Regions from separate parts of the Homo sapiens genome. Here all the other regions are linked to region 5. A link is a contact called in ENCODE Hi-C or POLR2A ChIA-PET data. All regions are on one chromosome and are shown on one strand. The core of a region is the stretch at or near the end of the contact, and the rest is flanking DNA. Distances in the headings are between cores, read along the strand shown.

Evidence for each region. Hi-C counts contacts between places; a loop is a spot of excess contacts on that map. ChIA-PET counts read pairs that join two places held with the same protein, here RNA polymerase II (POLR2A). Pooled maps may share reads with other maps.
Region 1: a loop to region 5 is called in a map of naive thymus-derived CD4-positive, alpha-beta T cell, with 19 times the contacts of the local background. The contact joins the promoter of PSMD11 here to the promoter of UTP6 in region 5. A Hi-C loop is called at or near these places in 1 of 168 maps with a recorded cell type or tissue (naive thymus-derived CD4-positive, alpha-beta T cell) and 11 of 50 pooled maps.
Region 2: a map of GM12878 shows a loop between it and region 5 (4-fold over the local background). The contact joins the promoter of EVI2B here to the promoter of UTP6 in region 5. A Hi-C loop is called at or near these places in 2 of 168 maps with a recorded cell type or tissue (GM12878 and naive thymus-derived CD4-positive, alpha-beta T cell), 4 of 37 single-sample maps with no recorded cell type and 10 of 50 pooled maps. POLR2A ChIA-PET finds 5 or more read pairs at or near these places in 4 of 52 experiments (B cell, activated B cell, activated CD4-positive, alpha-beta memory T cell and 1 more).
Region 3: a map with no recorded cell type shows a loop between it and region 5 (4-fold over the local background). The contact joins the enhancer-like site here to the promoter of UTP6 in region 5. A Hi-C loop is called at or near these places in 1 of 37 single-sample maps with no recorded cell type and 2 of 50 pooled maps. POLR2A ChIA-PET finds 5 or more read pairs at or near these places in 2 of 52 experiments (GM10248 and HEK293).
Region 4: a pooled map shows a loop between it and region 5 (4-fold over the local background). The contact joins the enhancer-like site here to the promoter of UTP6 in region 5. A Hi-C loop is called at or near these places in 1 of 50 pooled maps. POLR2A ChIA-PET finds 5 or more read pairs at or near these places in 4 of 52 experiments (H1, HEK293T, RWPE1 and 1 more).
Region 6: a loop to region 5 is called in a map with no recorded cell type, with 2.1 times the contacts of the local background. The contact joins the enhancer-like site here to the promoter of UTP6 in region 5. A Hi-C loop is called at or near these places in 1 of 37 single-sample maps with no recorded cell type. POLR2A ChIA-PET finds 5 or more read pairs at or near these places in 1 of 52 experiments (PC-9).

The regions. Positions count from the first base shown.
Region 1 is chr17:32,443,092-32,445,876 of GRCh38, forward strand. PSMD11 (proteasome 26S subunit, non-ATPase 11) reads left to right here and starts at 1,419. Exons shown (of 14, transcript NM_002815.4): 1 at 1,419-1,523. The coding sequence starts at 1,433. RefSeq lists a silencer at 1,139-1,308 and enhancers at 1,200-1,815, 1,429-1,508.
Region 2 is chr17:31,312,589-31,315,335 of GRCh38, forward strand. EVI2B (ecotropic viral integration site 2B) reads right to left here and starts at 1,466. Exons shown (of 2, transcript NM_006495.4): 1 at 1,391-1,466. All of the region lies in intron 36 of NF1 (neurofibromin 1), which reads left to right.
Region 3 is chr17:31,247,760-31,250,459 of GRCh38, forward strand. It overlaps NF1 (neurofibromin 1), which reads left to right. Exons shown (of 58, transcript NM_001042492.3): 30 at 1,225-1,360. Among named protein-coding and RNA genes, the nearest start is that of OMG, 48 kb to the right of the region's middle. Within about 2 kb of position 1,337, at least 5 of the 41 ENCODE cell types and tissues checked have a DNase peak (open chromatin) inside an H3K27ac peak, as active enhancers do.
Region 4 is chr17:30,938,042-30,940,741 of GRCh38, forward strand. The region is part of intron 5 of ADAP2 (ArfGAP with dual PH domains 2); the gene reads left to right. Among named protein-coding and RNA genes, the nearest start is that of ADAP2, 17 kb to the left of the region's middle. RefSeq lists a silencer at 241-441. Within about 2 kb of position 1,355, at least 3 of the 41 ENCODE cell types and tissues checked have a DNase peak (open chromatin) inside an H3K27ac peak, as active enhancers do.
Region 5 is chr17:31,900,400-31,903,099 of GRCh38, forward strand. UTP6 (UTP6 small subunit processome component) reads right to left here and starts at 1,309. Exons shown (of 19, transcript NM_018428.3): 1 at 1,137-1,309. The coding sequence starts at 1,228. RefSeq lists enhancers at 784-933, 977-1,568, 1,254-1,303.
Region 6 is chr17:31,129,279-31,132,201 of GRCh38, forward strand. All of the region lies in intron 1 of NF1 (neurofibromin 1), which reads left to right. Among named protein-coding and RNA genes, the nearest start is that of MIR4733HG, 35 kb to the left of the region's middle. Within about 2 kb of position 1,658, at least 2 of the 41 ENCODE cell types and tissues checked have a DNase peak (open chromatin) inside an H3K27ac peak, as active enhancers do.

The DNA.
Region 1 (2,785 bases), core at 169-2,668, 540 kb after region 5:
GCGCCACCATGCCCGGATAATTTTTGTATTTTTAGTAGAGTCGGGGGTCTATGTTGCCCAGGCTAGTCTCAAACTCCTGGGCTCAAGCGATATGCCCACCTCGCCCTCCCAAAGTGCTGGGATTACAGGCATGAGCCACCGCGCCTTGCTAGAAGCCATTTAATCCAACTCTCCATCAAAGTCATGAATCCTGTTTACAACAACCTGATGAGATGTCAACTACTTTTCACGTGAACACACCCAGGAATTAGGAAGGCATTCCCTAACCGGCAGCTCTTATCTCTCCCAATCACGATTTGAGCTTCACCAAATAACTCAAACCCCTGTTTCCTCACATATTAAAGGGGAGTAAATATCTGCTTTACAGAACATTGTTGGGAGAATAAAAGGAGATAGAGGAATATAAATGGCCTAATCCACTTACAGAGGAGGGTGTGCAATGTTAGTCCCCTTTTTGCCTCCTTTTATGGGACAGCACATTCCATTTTTGGATCGTCATCACCTAGAGAAAGGTCTTCCTTAATACTGAATTGTCTTTGTATCCTTTTAGCACCTTTCTTAAGTTTAACCCTAAGTGGTCTCATAGAATGTCATTTTTCCGTCCACACGACGTCTTCACTGATATCTGTGACTTTAGTTGAAGGGGCTGAAGATATTGGGAAGAATAATTCAATTTTTTCCTTCCTCCGTCCCTCCCTCCCTCCCTTCCTTCCTTCCTTTTTTTTTTTTTTTCTTTGAGCTGGGGAGCTGGGTGAGGCTTCTGTGGATTCCCAAGAGGTATTTGTGGCGTGAATGGAGCAAAGGTGATGTTTCACTTCATCACGTCCAGCACTGTCCCAAGGTTAAATGGGCGCGTGAGGACAGTTTTCTCCGGTCCTGGCGGGTTTGCCCACCTGCCGGCCAGCGTTCTGCGGGAGTCAAGCCTGGAAAGCGTGTGTGCGGCGCACAGGCGTCAGACACTGGAACGCATTCGAATGGTGCTATTCTTTGCCACATAGCGAGCACTTTATAAGGTCACTTATCGTCCCGAATGAATGGTTAAATCGTGGAAGCCGCAAAGAAAGCCACGCAGCTTTGACTCAATACCTAGCCCAGTACTCAGGAACCCCTCTCAGGGGTGCGCGAGCGGGGCCGGAATCAAGAAGCCTCTTTTGGGGTGGGCGGGGACCGATCTAGAGCTCCCACTGCGGGGCACCGCCTCTTTTCCTCGCCGGCCGCCCGCTAGGAGGCGCTGGGGAGCTTGCAGCCCACCTGCGAGGCGGTCCCGCTCTCCCCACCCCTCAGCCCGCGCCCGGCGGAGAGACTACAACTCCCGGAGTGCTCTGGGAACGGAGCCACGGGAGCTACAGGCGGAGGGACCCGAGGGCGGGCTTTCCGGGTGTGTGTTTCCGGCGTCGGCGGCCGCGGCCGGGGACGGTGTGAGAGCGGTAAGATGGCGGCGGCGGCGGTGGTGGAGTTCCAGAGAGCCCAGTCTCTACTCAGCACCGACCGGGAGGCCTCCATCGACATCCTCCACTCCATCGGTAAAGGTCGCCGCGCCGCCTCCCCGGCCCCGCCGGCCCAGCTCGGCTTATGTCGGTCGGCGGCAGCGGAGAGGGGCCCGGCTAGCCGGCTCTGATGCTGCTGACTCACTGTGTGAGGGGGGCCGGGCCGGGGGCGCAGGCCGCTCGGAGCTCCCCAGAGCCTCCCAGGTCTCACTCTTGTGGGAGGGCTTGAGGCAATCCCCGGGTCCCCTCGCCGGCTGCTGACTCACGGGGGGCTCAGCGTAGGGTGGGAGAGTGGGCCGAGCCGGGCCCCCGGGGATCCCTCCCTAGCCATGTCCCCGGCTCTGGCCCGCACGAGCTGGTCTGGGACCCGGAGCAGTGCCGGCCGGCGTGCTTGTCACGGACTGGTCCTAGAGTCTCTACTTGAAAGGCCTTGGCGAAACCAGCTCTGGACAGGCATTTCCCGCCGTTGTAATCAGCACAGCCTGCTCCGGGTGGGAGCGCGAGCGCTTGCTCTTCTCTGGGAGTTTCCTTCCACGGGACGCTGGGAGCTGCTACTCCTCAGCCCCACGGCAGAAAGCTCCACTAAGAGGAGGGTCTCTTTCAGAATGTGGGAAATTCAGGGGTGACACACACCTCAGATTGGCATTTGGTTTGTGGAGGTGGCCGAGACGCTCATCTGCTCTGTGTAGGGTGTAAGAGTGAGGTGTTGGAGCGGGACCGCCTGGCTAGAGGAGGTGACTAATCTTTCCAGACTGCCTGTAGGGGTTGGAAGTGAGTTAAGGGAGTTAGTTGTCAGCCGCGGAGTTCAGGGAATTCTTTGGAACGGGTCGGCTGCATGTTGCCGGAAAAATTAAAATTTCTTAACGCTGTAATAACGATGGTCTTACACCTACACACAACAGGAAAACTGAAATGGGAATCCCAGCCAGTCGCTTCCGGCAGCTTTCTGTTGGGATTCAAGTGTGAACAGAAATTTATTACGACAGAAGAAGACGTTAATGTTCACTCATAAAGGATTCAATTAGGGCTTGGACTAGCTCTTCACTGCACATGTAATGGCATCTTTGTAGTGTAGTTTGGGAAGATCTGAATTGGCTCAACAAGTAGTATGAGAATGCACCTGTATGTGGGACTTGCAAGATGTTGGCATTTGACTTAGTGTGTTGAATTTTGGTATTCCAGACCTGCACGGAGAAAGGACAATGACAAGATCTTGATACTTTATCATTGGGGATACTAGAGAAGGAGAGGAAGTGGGCGTCAAGGTGTATCTTTGAATGATATTGGTAAAAGGTGTT
Region 2 (2,747 bases), core at 216-2,715, 590 kb before region 5:
ATTTTATGAAATATGACAGTGAAAAAAATTTAATATAATTTTATGACTTTATGCATAATGAAATAAACTAAATATTAGAAGTAGAAAAATATATAGACAAGCCTAATCTGAAAAAGAGATAAATATCTTTATTTTCTGACTTCCACAGTAATTACTTAGAAGAAATCCTTCTAAGAGAAAGTCATGAATATTTATTAAGTGTTGAAATGGGATATCACCCACTATGAACATATTATTCCCTGAAATTACAAGTCTATGTAAAATACTCTTTGCAGTTTTTATTTGCCCATTTTACCCACAGCAAGCATCTTTTATGCATATTAACAATTTTCTATTGTTTATTCTATAGGTTTCTTCTATCTTATACTATGTTCTAAAGTCTCAGATAATGTGACATAAACACGTAGATGATATTAATATACGCATGCATGTTTGATTATTGACTAACATTTTTGGCTTAGTAAGCTTTTAAAATGAGCCATAATGTTTTCATGTCATCATTATTAAATATAAAATCTATATGTAAAAAATAAAGCATGTATAATAATAATAGTCAAATACCACATCTGATTTCTTTTTCTTTCTAAATTAAGTGAAAGTGACCATTCTTACTATGCAAACTAAAGGGGATACAAAAATTTTAATTTATGCATTATATTATGTACAGGAAAATTCTATAAAAAGTACATTAGAACTTTTAACAATTAATATTTTGGAGGTTATAAATTCAGTCATAGCCTGTGGAATCTAGTTCTATTTCTAACCCTTAGCTTTATCTGCCATGGCTATAGTTTCTTTTTAATTCTAAAACTAAGGTTAACAAATATGATTGTGGCTGGGAGCGGTGGCTCACTCCTGTAATCCCAGCACTTTGGGAGGCGGAGGTAAGCGGATCACCCAAGGTCAGGAGTAGGAGACCAGCCTGGGCAACATAGTGAAACCCCATCTCTACTAAAAATACAAAAAAATTAGCCAGGCGTGGTGGTGGGCGCCTGTAATCCGAGCTACTTGAGAGGCTGAAGCAGGAGAATTGCTTGAACCCAGGAGGTGGAGGTTGCAGTGAGCTGAGATCGTGCCACTGCACTCCAGCCTGGGAGACAGAGCAAGACTCTATCTCAAAAAAAAAAAAAAATATGTGTGTGTGTGTGTGTGTGTGTGTGTGTGTGTGTGAGATTAAATAAACTTAAAAGGTCTTATACAAACCTAGGTGAAAATATTTTTCTAAGGCAAGCTGAACTGAGTATTTTTTAATTCTATGCAACAAAACCACAAAAACCTGTTATAGACATCTTTAGACTATCAGAGTTTAAGTTTAAAACACTAATGACAGTTTTTAAAATAAATTTTATATAAAGCAAGATCAAACCAAATTGTGTGAAAATTTTCTTACCTCAGCTGTTAACTTCTTTTGCAGAATGCTAAATTCTTGTTCTAACTGGACATTTTGGTGATTTGGCTAAGAAAGGAAAATGGGTGGTTCAATTCAGATTTAAAATGTTCCTCTAGCAAACTGAAATAGTTTCTGTAGAAAAAGAGGAAGTTTATCAATAGCTGGTTCCGGAAGTGCAATAAACCACAAAGTGACTAAGAAATATATTACTTTAACAGAACTTATTTTGAAATACATTTTGGAGCCCTATGATTTGAGTGCTTTTAATTATGTAAATAAATATTTGAGATACTCTAGTAATATGATTATGTAAATTAAATATTTAGGATGGAGTCCCGAAGAGAAAATTACATGTTCTAAGAAGAAAAGCTGCCAGTTGGGTTATCACTTACAGTGAGATTTCTTCTCATAAGAAGTGAGTGATGTGTTCTGTTTACTTGTATGACCTTAGGCAAGACTCTGCACTTCTGAGTCACCGTTTCCTCCTCTAAAGGAATATTTTATTGGGTTATTGTGAGGATTAAATAAGATAGCATAATATAACATGTATAAATGCCTCACCAACTGCAGGTAACCAATAAATGTAATGTTATTTCCTCATAATATAAAAAGTCCAGGGTAAAAGTATAATTACATTATTTTGCAAATGACAGGATCTCATTCTTTTTTATGGCTGAATAATACTCCATTGTGTATATGTACCATATTTTCTTTATCCATTCATCTGTTTATAGACACTTAGGTTGCTTCCAAATCTTGGCTGTTGTGAATAGTGTTACAACAAAAGTGGGAGTGCAGATGTCTCTTTGTACAGTTTTCCTTTCTGTTGGGTATATACCTAGCAGTGGGATTGCTGGATCATATGATAGCTCTATTTTTAGTTTTTTGAGGAACCACCAAACTGTTCTCCATAGTGGTTTTACTGATTTACATTCCCACTAACAGCGTACGAGAGTTCCATTTTCTCCACACCCTTCCCAGCACTTGTTATTGCCTGTCTTTTGAGTATAAGCCATTTTAACTGGGGTGAGATGAGGTATCATTGTAGTTTTGATTTGCATTTCTCTCATCAGTGGTGCTGAGTACCCTTTCGTATGCCTGTTTGCCATTTGTATATTTGTAATTAAATTATTTTGACCAAATATTTTACTAGTGACTTTTGAGTTCAAGTTCTCAACTATTTATTTGATTACCCACAAAGTAGTTACTTCTCAGTGGAAAATAAAATAAATTGGGGATCATTTTTTAAATAAGAAGTTAACTAAAGTTAACTTGTTACTAAAGGGTAATGAGGGGTTGGGGAGATGGTGTTACCAGTTAATAGGTACAAAAAACAATAGAAAGAATGAATAAGACC
Region 3 (2,700 bases), core at 87-2,586, 650 kb before region 5:
AGAGAATAGATAAATCATGGTATACAATAGACTATTATGCAGTAAAGTGAACTATATCTTCATCTATCAACATGGATAAATCTCAGAAACATAATGTAGAGTGAAAGATGAAAGTTGCCTTTTGTTACTATTGATGAAAAAAGTAAAGACCTACATCATTCAGCCGGGCGTGGTGGCTTATGCCTGTAATCCCAGCACTTTAGGAGGCCGAGGCAGGTGGGTCACTTGAAGTCGGGAGTTTGAGACCAGCCTGACCAACATGGTGAAACCCTGTCTCTACTAAAAATATAAAATTAGCCGGGCGTGGTGGCCCATGCCTGTAATCCTAACTACTTGGGAGGCTGAGGCAGGAGAATCACTTGAACCCGGGAGGCGGAGGTTGCAGTGAACTGAGATTGCGCCATCACACTCCAGCCTGGGCAACGAGAGTGAAACTCCATCCCCCGCCCCCACCCCCCACCAAAAAAAAAAAACACCTGCATCATTCATATGTGTGTGTTAATTTTTTCATATGGGCATATACACATAGAGGATTGTGAATTGGAAAAATACATGATATTCTTGTTTTATCTGTCCCCTCTCTCCCCCTTTTGTTGCTTGGGTATTTTAAAGCATATCTCAGAGATCATGTTTCTAACATATACAGACTTAAACACACATACACGTGCATGTGCAGCCTGAGTATTTCCACACAAATTAAAGTTAATAATCCTGAATAATATATCTAAGACTAGTTTTCTGTTAAATTTTTTTCAGTTATCTCAAAGTTGTCTTTTTTTTTATTTTTATTTTTGAGATTCAGTCTTGCCCTTTCATCCAAGCTGGAGTGCAGTGGTGCAGTCTTGGCTCACTGCAGCCTCCACCTCCCAGGTTCAAGTGATTCTCCTGCCTCAGCCTCCTGAGTAGCTGGGATTACAGGCACCTGACTAATTTTTGTATTTTTAGTAGAGATGGGGTTTCACCATGTTGGCCAGGCTGGTCTTGAACTCCTGACCTCAAATGATCTGTCAGCCTTGGCCTCCCAAAGTACTGGGATTGCAGGCGTAAGCCATCCAGCCCTGTCAAAGTTGTCTTTTTTTTTTTTATAGTTGGTTGTTTAAAGATTCCAATGAAGTCTACACGTTGCACTTGGCTTAATGTCTGTATAAGAGTCTCTTTTAAGGAGTGATTTTTGTTATTTGTTTTAAACAAAAGTGTTAGGATTTTATTTTTATTTTTTTGTAGGTTAGAACCATCAGAGAGCCTTGAGGAAAACCAGCGGAACCTCCTTCAGATGACTGAAAAGTTCTTCCATGCCATCATCAGTTCCTCCTCAGAATTCCCCCCTCAACTTCGAAGTGTGTGCCACTGTTTATACCAGGTATGCTTACAGTTAGAGATTACCATTATTAATCTAAAGTTAAATTATGAAGAATGCTTTATCAAAGAAGGATCTAGCTGCTGATGGTGTGTGGTTAACTATAATACTGAGTCAGTTTGGATGAATAATACATTGAGAATTGTTGGAATTGTCTTTGAAAAAAACTTAAATATTACTTAGGCAACAGTTTGAAGTAAGAGAATACTTTAAAATACTAAATTTTACTTGCATTGGGAGCAAGTTTAAAATGCAGTGAATCCATTGGGTATGATGGATGTGGCTGAAATGAACATATTATGGATTTTTGTTGTTGTCATCTATTAACCTAAATTATTTACAGGGTGTTTCACAGTTGAGGCGGGTCTCCTCCTTGCTTTTTGCATTGTGAATTGCTTGATCATCTGTGATTTTGGTTTCTTCATTAATGTATAATTAGTTTGTGTCAGGTTTTCCCAGGATAGACTGATTGTTCTGTTTACTTTATGTAGCATATTTCTTAAAAGAGATACTGCATCATCATTCAGACCAAATTATTAGACCTTCTAACACTAGCACTGCAAGTAATGCGTCTGAACTCAGAAAATAGCCATAGTCATGGCCTTCTTTTTTAGGGAATTCGGTCTATGTTCTTTTATGTCTTCTACTGTGTTTTTGAATTGCACATTGCAGTTTTAGGAATTATTTATTCCAAGGGAGGTCCTGCAAATGCATATTAGCCTTTTGGAAACTGTGATTCTGGAAGAAACATTAGTGGGTCTGGAATTTGGGATAGGGGTGGATATAAGGGAAATACACAGTTATCAAAACCCATGTCTTTGTGTCTCTCTCTTTGCAGAGTCATCGCAGCCATTTGCTTTTTTAGCACACGGCTTCAGTTGCTTAGAGACGTTAACAGCATCATTGAAATCACCATTTTAAAAGCTGTTTGAGGCTGCTCTATGTGAATTTTTTCACCATTGCTATTTTTAAAGATGTATCTGTTCTATCTGTAAAAAAGCTTTTCACGGTATACATAGATGATAAAACATACTTAACCTTGTCTCTCTTAATTTATCATGACTTTTCTGCCTTTACAAAAAGGCTCAAGGAAACTTAGGAAAATCCTGTATAGTTTTTTCAACTAGTTAAGTCTGAGTCTAAAGGGTAGTTTAGTTATAATATGAAACTTAATACAGTGAATATCTTCTCAAGTTTGGGCTGTATTCAGGTTTCTCTTTAAATTTTATTTAGTAATTGTTCTATTGATGAAACTAGGCAGACAGGAAATAGCACATATTAAAAATAGTCTGGGTCAGCTTCTTGGTTGGCCTAGTAGTAACTGGTTTCAGAGAGCAAGTGGG
Region 4 (2,700 bases), core at 105-2,604, 960 kb before region 5:
CCTAAGCAGGAAAAAGGTGTTCAAGGACTGAGTATTTTGGTTATGTGTTGCTGAGTAACAAACCATCCTAAAACTTAATGGCTTAAAATATCAATTTACTATTTCTCACAATCCTATGGGTCAGGAATTTGAGGAGGCCTCGGCTGTTCTGGTGTACTCCATGTGGCATCAGCTGGGCTACTCTGCTGCCCTTAGCTGGCCAGAGACCCAAAGAAGCTTTCACTCATGTCTGGTGCCTTGGTGTACTCTATATGGGGGCTCTGTCTTTCTCATTCAGGAGTCTAGCTTAAGCTTTCTTGTGGCTTGGCTGCTGACTTCCCTAAACAAAAGCAAATGCTACCAGACCTCTGGAAGGCTAACCAGGAGCTGCATTCTGTTGGTCAAAGCAAGTCATGCAACAAGCCCTGATTCAAGGGGAGGGGAAATAGATTCAACCTCTTCATGGATAGAGGGTCACGTATACACTGGGAGGGAAAGACTGGGTGAGCGCCATCTTTGGAGACCATCTACCCCATTGAGCCCTGGGGCATTCCAGTATTTAAAGGACAGAAAGATAAGAAGTTTTCAGCAAAGAGAATGTGAAATTGTGGCCAACAAAGTAAGAGAAGGATAAGCTCTGAGCACTTTAGCCTTCACCTTACTCTATTTCCTATATGTAGAATTATTATATATTCCCCCTGTTGCTTTTCTAGGCAGACCAGAGCAATGCTAAAAGGTCTGTCTATGGGGAGGAGAAGGGAGGATGAAGAGAAGTGGGTTAAAGGGTACAAACATTGTAAGATGCAAGGAATAAATTCAATATTTGATACCAGAGTGGGGTAACTATGCTTAACAAAAATACTCTGGTGACCAACACCCTAAATATCCTGGCTTGATCACTACACATTATATACATGTAGCGAAATTTCACATGTACCCCATAAATTTGTATAAATAATAATATAAAAGGTCTGTCCAATGTGGCCACAGTCTGGGACCAAGTAAAAAGTGTTAAGGGATGAAGAATCTTTACCCTCCAAGTTAGAGGAAGAATTTTTTCCCAGTCTTCAATGTAAAGCACTGAAAAATGTGGCTTTTTCAACATTTTTGCTGAAATGGTACAAAAGGCCGGAAGAGAAAGCGCTACTGCAGTTAGGAAAGGTCACCAAACCCCAGCAGCTGCTGCGAGTTGGTCTCTCGGACAGGGCCTCATCATTGGTTGAAAAAAGTTGATCTGTTTTTCAGTCCTACGCCAGTTCAGTCTAGAATAGTCCAAAAATAGAATGGGCTCCCTATGTTCTTTTTTATTTATTTCCCAAAGTGGATATTTTAAAATCATAAAGGTAACTAATTTTTAGGTAAAACTTTTGGGTAATACAAAAAAGGAAATGAAGTATAAAGAAAGTGAAACTGAAAAAAAAAAAAAAAAGCCCCAAGCTCTATACAAAGCACTTCAAAAAGTTCTTGGAGGCCAGGCTCGGAGGCTCACACCTGAAATCCCAGCACTTTGGGAGGCCGAGGCAGGCAGATCACGAGGTCAGGAGATTGAGACCATCTTGGCTAACACGGTGAAATCCCGTCTCTACTAAAAATACAAAAACTTAGCTGGGCGTGGTGGCAGGCGCCTGTAGTCGCAGATACTCAGGAGGCTGAGGCAGGAGAATGGCCCGAACCTGGGAGGCGGAGCTTGCAGTGAGCCGAGATGGCGCCACTGCACTCCAGCCTGGGCGAAAGAGCAAAATTCCATTTCCAAAAAAAAAAAAAAAAAAGGTATTGGACAAATGAGATTAAAATTAAAGATATAAACTTTATTTCTCAACATAAGCTCCATCAAGGTCAAGACACTTTTATAAGTGATGACACCAGCCATTTAGTCCATCCCCTAGCAATTGAGGGTCCTGGGAATTTAACCATGCCAATGCAGTCTTTTTTACATTTTGTTTTTTTATGCTGTTTTCTGAGACAGGGTCTTGCTCTTTCACCAAGGCTGGAGTACAGTGGTGCAATTCTAGCTCACTGCAGCCACAACCTCCCAGGCTCAAGCGCTCCTTCCACCTCAGCCTCCCGAGTAGCTGAGACTTCAGGCACACACCACCATGCCTGGCTAATTTTTGTATTTTTTGGCAACGACAGGATTTCATCATGTTGCCCAGGTTGGTCTTGAACTCCTGAACTCAACCGATCTACCAGCCTCAGTCTCCCAAAGTGCTAGGATAACAGACATAAGTCACCACGCCTGGCCTTTTTTTTTACACTATTAACTGAAGAAAGATGGGTACCCTTTACAGATTTTTTTTTTTTCGAGATGGAGTCTCGCTTCATCGCCCAGGCTGGAGTACAGTGGCACGATCTCGGCTCACTGCAACCTTCGCCTCCCAGGTTCAAGTGATTGTCCTGCCTCAGCCTCCCCAGGAGCTGGGATTACAGGCGTTGGCCACCATGCTGGGCTAATTTTTGTATTTTTAGTAGAGACGGGGTTTCACCATGTTGGCCAGGCTGGTCTCGAACTCCTGACCTCAAGTGATTCGCCCGCCTTGGTCTCTGAAAGTGCTGGGATTACAGGCGTGAGCCACCATGCCCGGCCTCCTTTACAGATTTTTTAAGATTAGAAAACAAAAAGAAGTTAGAAGGAGCCGAATTTGGACTGTAAGATGATGCATAATCACTTCCCATTGAAACTCTCACAAAATTGCCCTTGTTTGATGAGAGAAATGTAGTTGA
Region 5 (2,700 bases), core at 59-2,558:
TCCTGCCTCAGACTCCCGAGTAGCTGGGACTACAGGCGCTCACCACCACGCTCAGCTAATTTTTGTATTTTTAGTAGAGACGGGGTTTCACCATATTGGCCAGGCTGGTCTCGAACTCCTGACCTCGTGATCCACCCACCTCGGCCTCCCAAAGTGCTGGGATTACAGGCGTGAGCCACAGCGCCTGGCTGGTATTAATAAAGACTTCTTTTACTCCAAGTTCAGGTCACTTAAATTTTAATAATAAATTTCTTTCCGAAATTCCTCTTATTTCTGAGTTCTCAACATGTAAATTTTTTTAAAAATCTAAATTGCGTCTGCCTTAAAAGACTTATTACTACGAAGGACTTACGGGAGAAGATTCAGAGTCCTTAGCTAAGGAATGAACATATGACAAATATATATTAGGAGAATTTAATGCAAGATGTGCAAGACAGGTGTCTTTAGTAATGGTAACATTAACCTTAACTGAGCACTTTCTAAGCGTCCACACTGCTTTGTTTTGTGTTTCATTAACGAATGCTTACTTTGAAGCTCTGAGTCACATTACTACATTCAGACGTTGCAAAACAAAGCAACAGTCACAGAAACCATTAAAAACTATTAAACATAATTTTAACACGCTACTGAATGTCTACCATGTGCCAGGCGCTGTAGTTAGGCTCTGGAGTAGCATATGAAACTGATTTCAATGGTCCCCACCTTCAAGTCTAGTTAGGAATTTATCCACTCCCCCTGGGCTCTCACAGCACTCTGTTCCCATCCCTACAGCAGTACAAGGTACTACAATCAACTTACAGTACACTGTTATCAAAATATTTAATTTGTCTGTCTCCCCCACCACACTCTGCCCAATTAGCTCCTAATGAGCAGGAATCCTGGGTTTATCACCTTTACAGCCCTAAGACCCGGCTCCATGAAGGGCTGTCAAAACGTCTGATGGGTAAGTAGACGGACGGATTACCTTGCAACGAATGAAAAATTAATTCTGGACATCACCGAAAACGAGAAATGGGCTTCCACCACGTTAGGAAAAGTAAACACAGGTCGAGCGTCCCCACATCTAGCCCCTGCCACACACTCCCAACCTCCCCTCAGGCCGCCTCAGCTCTTCCCTCTCCCCAACCCTCTCTCACTTAATCTCCGCATGACTGAACAGTCCAATGCGCTCCAGCTGTTCCAATTCCGGGAGCCGATCTTCTATGCGTTCCTGAATTATCTCTGCCATGAGGTCCGAGGTCTACAACCCCGCGGGTAGCTTCTCAACAGCGAACACGAGCAGGAAGCTCCCGGTTTCAGGTTCGGAGACCCAGCCCTACCACCGACGCGTCCGGACGTAACGTGCTCCCTAGGTCCCGCCTTTTCCGCTTCCGCCACCTCCTACTTAGGGGAAGGCCCTTCGGCTTCTACAGCCACCGTCCCCTCCCTGTGGCCGATTGTGGGATTGCAGCGAGAACCCGCCCTGGTCTTGGGCAGGACGACTCTAGCGGACAGGAGTTGAGGGGCGGGGCTAGACGGGAGGGAGGGGTTAAGTGCGCGCGCCGCTAGACTTGGACAGCCATCAGGAAAAGCGCCTCCAGGTGTAGAGAGGTGGGCTGCTCAAGCCTGAAAGGGACACGAGATGCATTTTCTTCAGAATATTGTCTCCCATCCCACGTCCTGACTTCCCAACACCAAGAACAACAACAAAAAAAAAAGCAAAGGAGGAGGATATTGTACAATTAAACATTTTTGAAAGCCGGTCGCGGTGGCTCATGCCTGTAATCCCAGCAGTTTAGGAGGCCGAGGCGGGCAGATCACCTGAAGTCAGGAGTTCGAGACCATCCTGGCTAACATGATGAAACCCCGTTTCTACTAAAAATGCAAAAAAATTAACTGGGCGTGCTGGCACGCGCCTGTAATCCCAGCTACTCGGGAGGCTGAGGCAGGAGAATCGCTTGAACCTGGGAGGCCGAGATCGCGCCATTGCACTCCAGCTTGGGCAACAAGAGTGAAACTCCGTCTCTAAATAAATAAATAAATAAAATAGAATTGTTTATTATTTAAATCAATATCCTGTCTTTGTAAGCAATAGCTTTCAAAATATATGTCCCTAGGTGAATATCAGACACTATAAATTCTTTTTAGAAAAGGAGATTTTTGTATTGAAAAGTTTGAGAATTACCAAAATAAATCACTAAGGTATAGACACCCTCCTTAAACCATTGCCCAAGCAACTTAGCATTTCTAAGAGAAACACCAGGCAACACAGCTTGGAGGCAATATTGCTGGTATAGTTAGTAAACCTCAAATGATAACTACATGGTTCAGTTCTTTTTTAGTTCTGGATATAAAAAAGCCAAAGCAGCAGTTCTTGCTAAATCTGCTTATTTCAACATTCACATTAGCACCTGGATCCTGTGTGTGATTTATGAAAGGAGAATGGGCTCAGCAAAACCATGTTCCACCTCTGTGCCTTGCATTTCTTTCTTTCCTTTCACATTTTACCCACTCATCTCAGAACTGAGACGAGGGTTGGCTTGTGCTACACCATTTCTTGAATCCTTCAGCTGTAAGACATGTCAGAAGTGGAAGGAAATCACGAATGTAAGACAAAGATAGAATTTATTTGTAAAAGTAAAATCTCTGGGGCTGTGTTAACAGTAAGAGTGGAGATGACACTAGATAGTAAACTCCATATGGGCAGGGAATTTTTTCCTT
Region 6 (2,923 bases), core at 408-2,907, 770 kb before region 5:
TATATTTAGTCTCTTTATATAATTTCATATTTCTTGGGGGTTTTGTTTGTTCCTTTTCATTCTTTTGTCTTTATTCTTGTCTGTCTTCTTATTTCAGAAAGCCAATCTTCAAGCGCTGAGATTCTTTTCTCAGCTTGGTCTGTTCTACTGTTAATACTTGCGATTGCATTATGAAATTTTTTTTTTTTTTTTTTTTGAGACAGAGTAGTGACACGATCTCAGCTCACTGCAACCTCTGCTTCCTGGGTTCAAGCGATTCTCCTGCCTCAGCCTCCTGAGTTGCTGGGATTGCAGGTGCCTGCCACTACACCCATCTGATTTTTTGTATTTTTCGTAGAGACGGGGTTTCACCATGTTGACCAGGCTGGTCTTGAACCCCTGACCTCATGATTCGCCTGTCTTGGCCTCCCAAAATGTTGAGATTACAGGTGTGAGCCACTGCGCCCGGCCATGAAATTCTTATAGAGTGTTTTTTAGCTGTATGAGGTCGTTTATATTCTTTTCTATACTGGCTATTTTGTCTGTCAGCTCTGTATCGTTTTATTGTGGGTAGCTTCCTTACATTGGGTTTCAACATTCTCCTGAATCTCAATGATTTTCATTCCTATCCATATTCTGAATTCTGTTTCTGTCATTTCAACCATCTCAGTCCAGTTCAGAACCCTTGCCGGAGAGCTAGTGCAGTCGTTTGTTTTAGAGGAAAGAAGATGCTCTGGCTTTTTGAGTCATCAGAGTTCTTGTGTTGGTGCTTTGTCATCTTTGTGGGCTGATGTTCCTTCAGTCTTTGAAGTCGCTGTTTTTTTTTGTTTTTTTTTTTTTATCCTATATGATGACCTTGGATGTTTGTGGTACAAGGTAGGTTCAGTTAACTGGCTTCATTACTGGAGGGGCCAGGGCTCATCTCAGGACTCCCGGAGTACATGGGTCCTCCAACTCTGGGGGACTGGCATTGGGCCCCAGCTTTGTTCTCTGGTTCTTTAAGGTTAGGAACCTGCTGCACTGGAGGGGCCGAGGTGCTCCTGGACCTCTGGTCACAATACTCCCGTGGGTTGTGCCAGCCAAAGTGTAGGGGGTGGCAGTGGAATCAATTCTTGTTCGCATGTGCCAGTAGCAGTGGCAGCAAGGCCACAGGGTGCTGGCCTCCATGTGGGCATTGGCAGCAACAGTGGCAGTAAGGCCAGGGCGGGGGGCTGCTGGTACACATGCACTGGTGGTGGTGTTAGCACAGGGGCAGGGTGCTGGTGGGTGCAGGACTGGGTGTGCCCTCTGTGCACGTTCATGCTGGCTTCAGTGGCCGGTAAGGGGTGGGGGTGGGTCCTCTGTTTTCTCTGCCTAGTTTCATGTTGGTGCAGGGGCTCAGTGCTGGTGGGGATGGCACTGGTGGGCTCTGTACCTGCCAGTGCTCCCTTGACAATGGCCATGGAGGGATAGGCAGGGTGTACTCACGCTGGCTGCAGTGGCATGGGAGGGTGCTTGCACGCATGTGTGCTGGCGGGGAAGGGAAAACAAGGTACACCTGTGCACACGTGTGGGCAAAGCATTTGGAGGGTGGCCATGGGCGAGTGCCTGCAGGCAAAGCAGCATGGAGCAGCCTTCGGTGGGAGGAGGGTATTGGCAGGCTCGTGCTTTTCCACAGGGATCACTGTGGTTGGAGCACTCTGCCTGTCAGCACCTTGTCAGTGCAGGAGCTGGTATGTGGCCCCCCCCGGCAGTACTGCAAGCATCCTGGCCAGGCTGGAGCCCCATGAGAGACCAGCAGACTGAGGGTACTCAGGTCACACCACCCCCACCTTATGGGCAAGACTGCCCTGCAGAGTTCAGGTCTGGCAGTTCCTCTAGGGCTAAAGTCTCCTATGGGAGCAAGTCGAGCCTTGGGGGATGGGCACTCCTGGCCCTGTTGCACTACAGATGCTCCAGCACCAAAACCTCTGAGCTCTGCCCTGGCTGGAGTTCTGCCCCTACCACTTCTCTAAGCAGCTTTCCCTGCCAGCTCAAGTGTCCTTGGTGGTTGAGGGGTCTCCTTGTGGTGGAGGAGTCTCCTTCTGCAGGGATTCCAGAGTCCCCTGGTGAGAGTGGGTTGCTGCTTCCCTGTTCAACTCAACTGCCTCTTCAGGAGTCACTGGGGGCCAGGAAAAAGTCCCGGTGCGTGGTAGCCCTGTGCAGGGTTCCTTACTTCTTCCCTCGTCAGTTCAGCATCTGTGTCTTCCCTCTGTCAGCACTCAGTGCTTTCCCTCTGAAGATCTGCTAAGAGTGTGCCAGTCATCCTGATCCTCTGGGAGATGTTCCTACTGGCTGCAGCTAGTTGGCCATCTTGGAGCCCCCTCCCTGTGGCTTTTCATGATTTCTAATAATTACATTGATGTTACATTCTGTGGGCTGTTCTTATTGAAATGTATAAATTTAACAAATCAGTTGTTGGTGTAAACTTGCTGATATTTTGTTTAGGATGTTTGTATCTATGAGTAAGATTGGTTTGTAATTTTCTTATATAGCTGTTGTCTGGATTTCATATCAAGGTGATTCTAGCCTTATAAAATCAATTGGGGAGTTTATATAATCTATTTAATCTCTGTGTTAACTGAAGTTGTGTCTAATATTTCACCCCTAATGTTTATTTCTTTATTTTTTCATGTTTTTTTTTCTGTTTGTGTATTTCGTTTTTATTTTTTTGAGACAGGGTCTTACTCTGTCATCCAGACTGGAGTGCAGTGGTGTGATCACTGTTCACTGCAGCCTTAACCTCCTGGGCTCAAGCAGTCCTCCCACCTTAGCCTCTCAAGTAGCTGGGACTACAGGCACATGTCACCATCCCTAGCTAATTTTTAAATTTTTTTTGTAGAGACGGGGTCTCACCTTGTTGCCCAGGCTGGTCTTGAACTCATGGGCTCAAATGATCTTCTTTCTTGGCTTCCAAAAGTGCTAG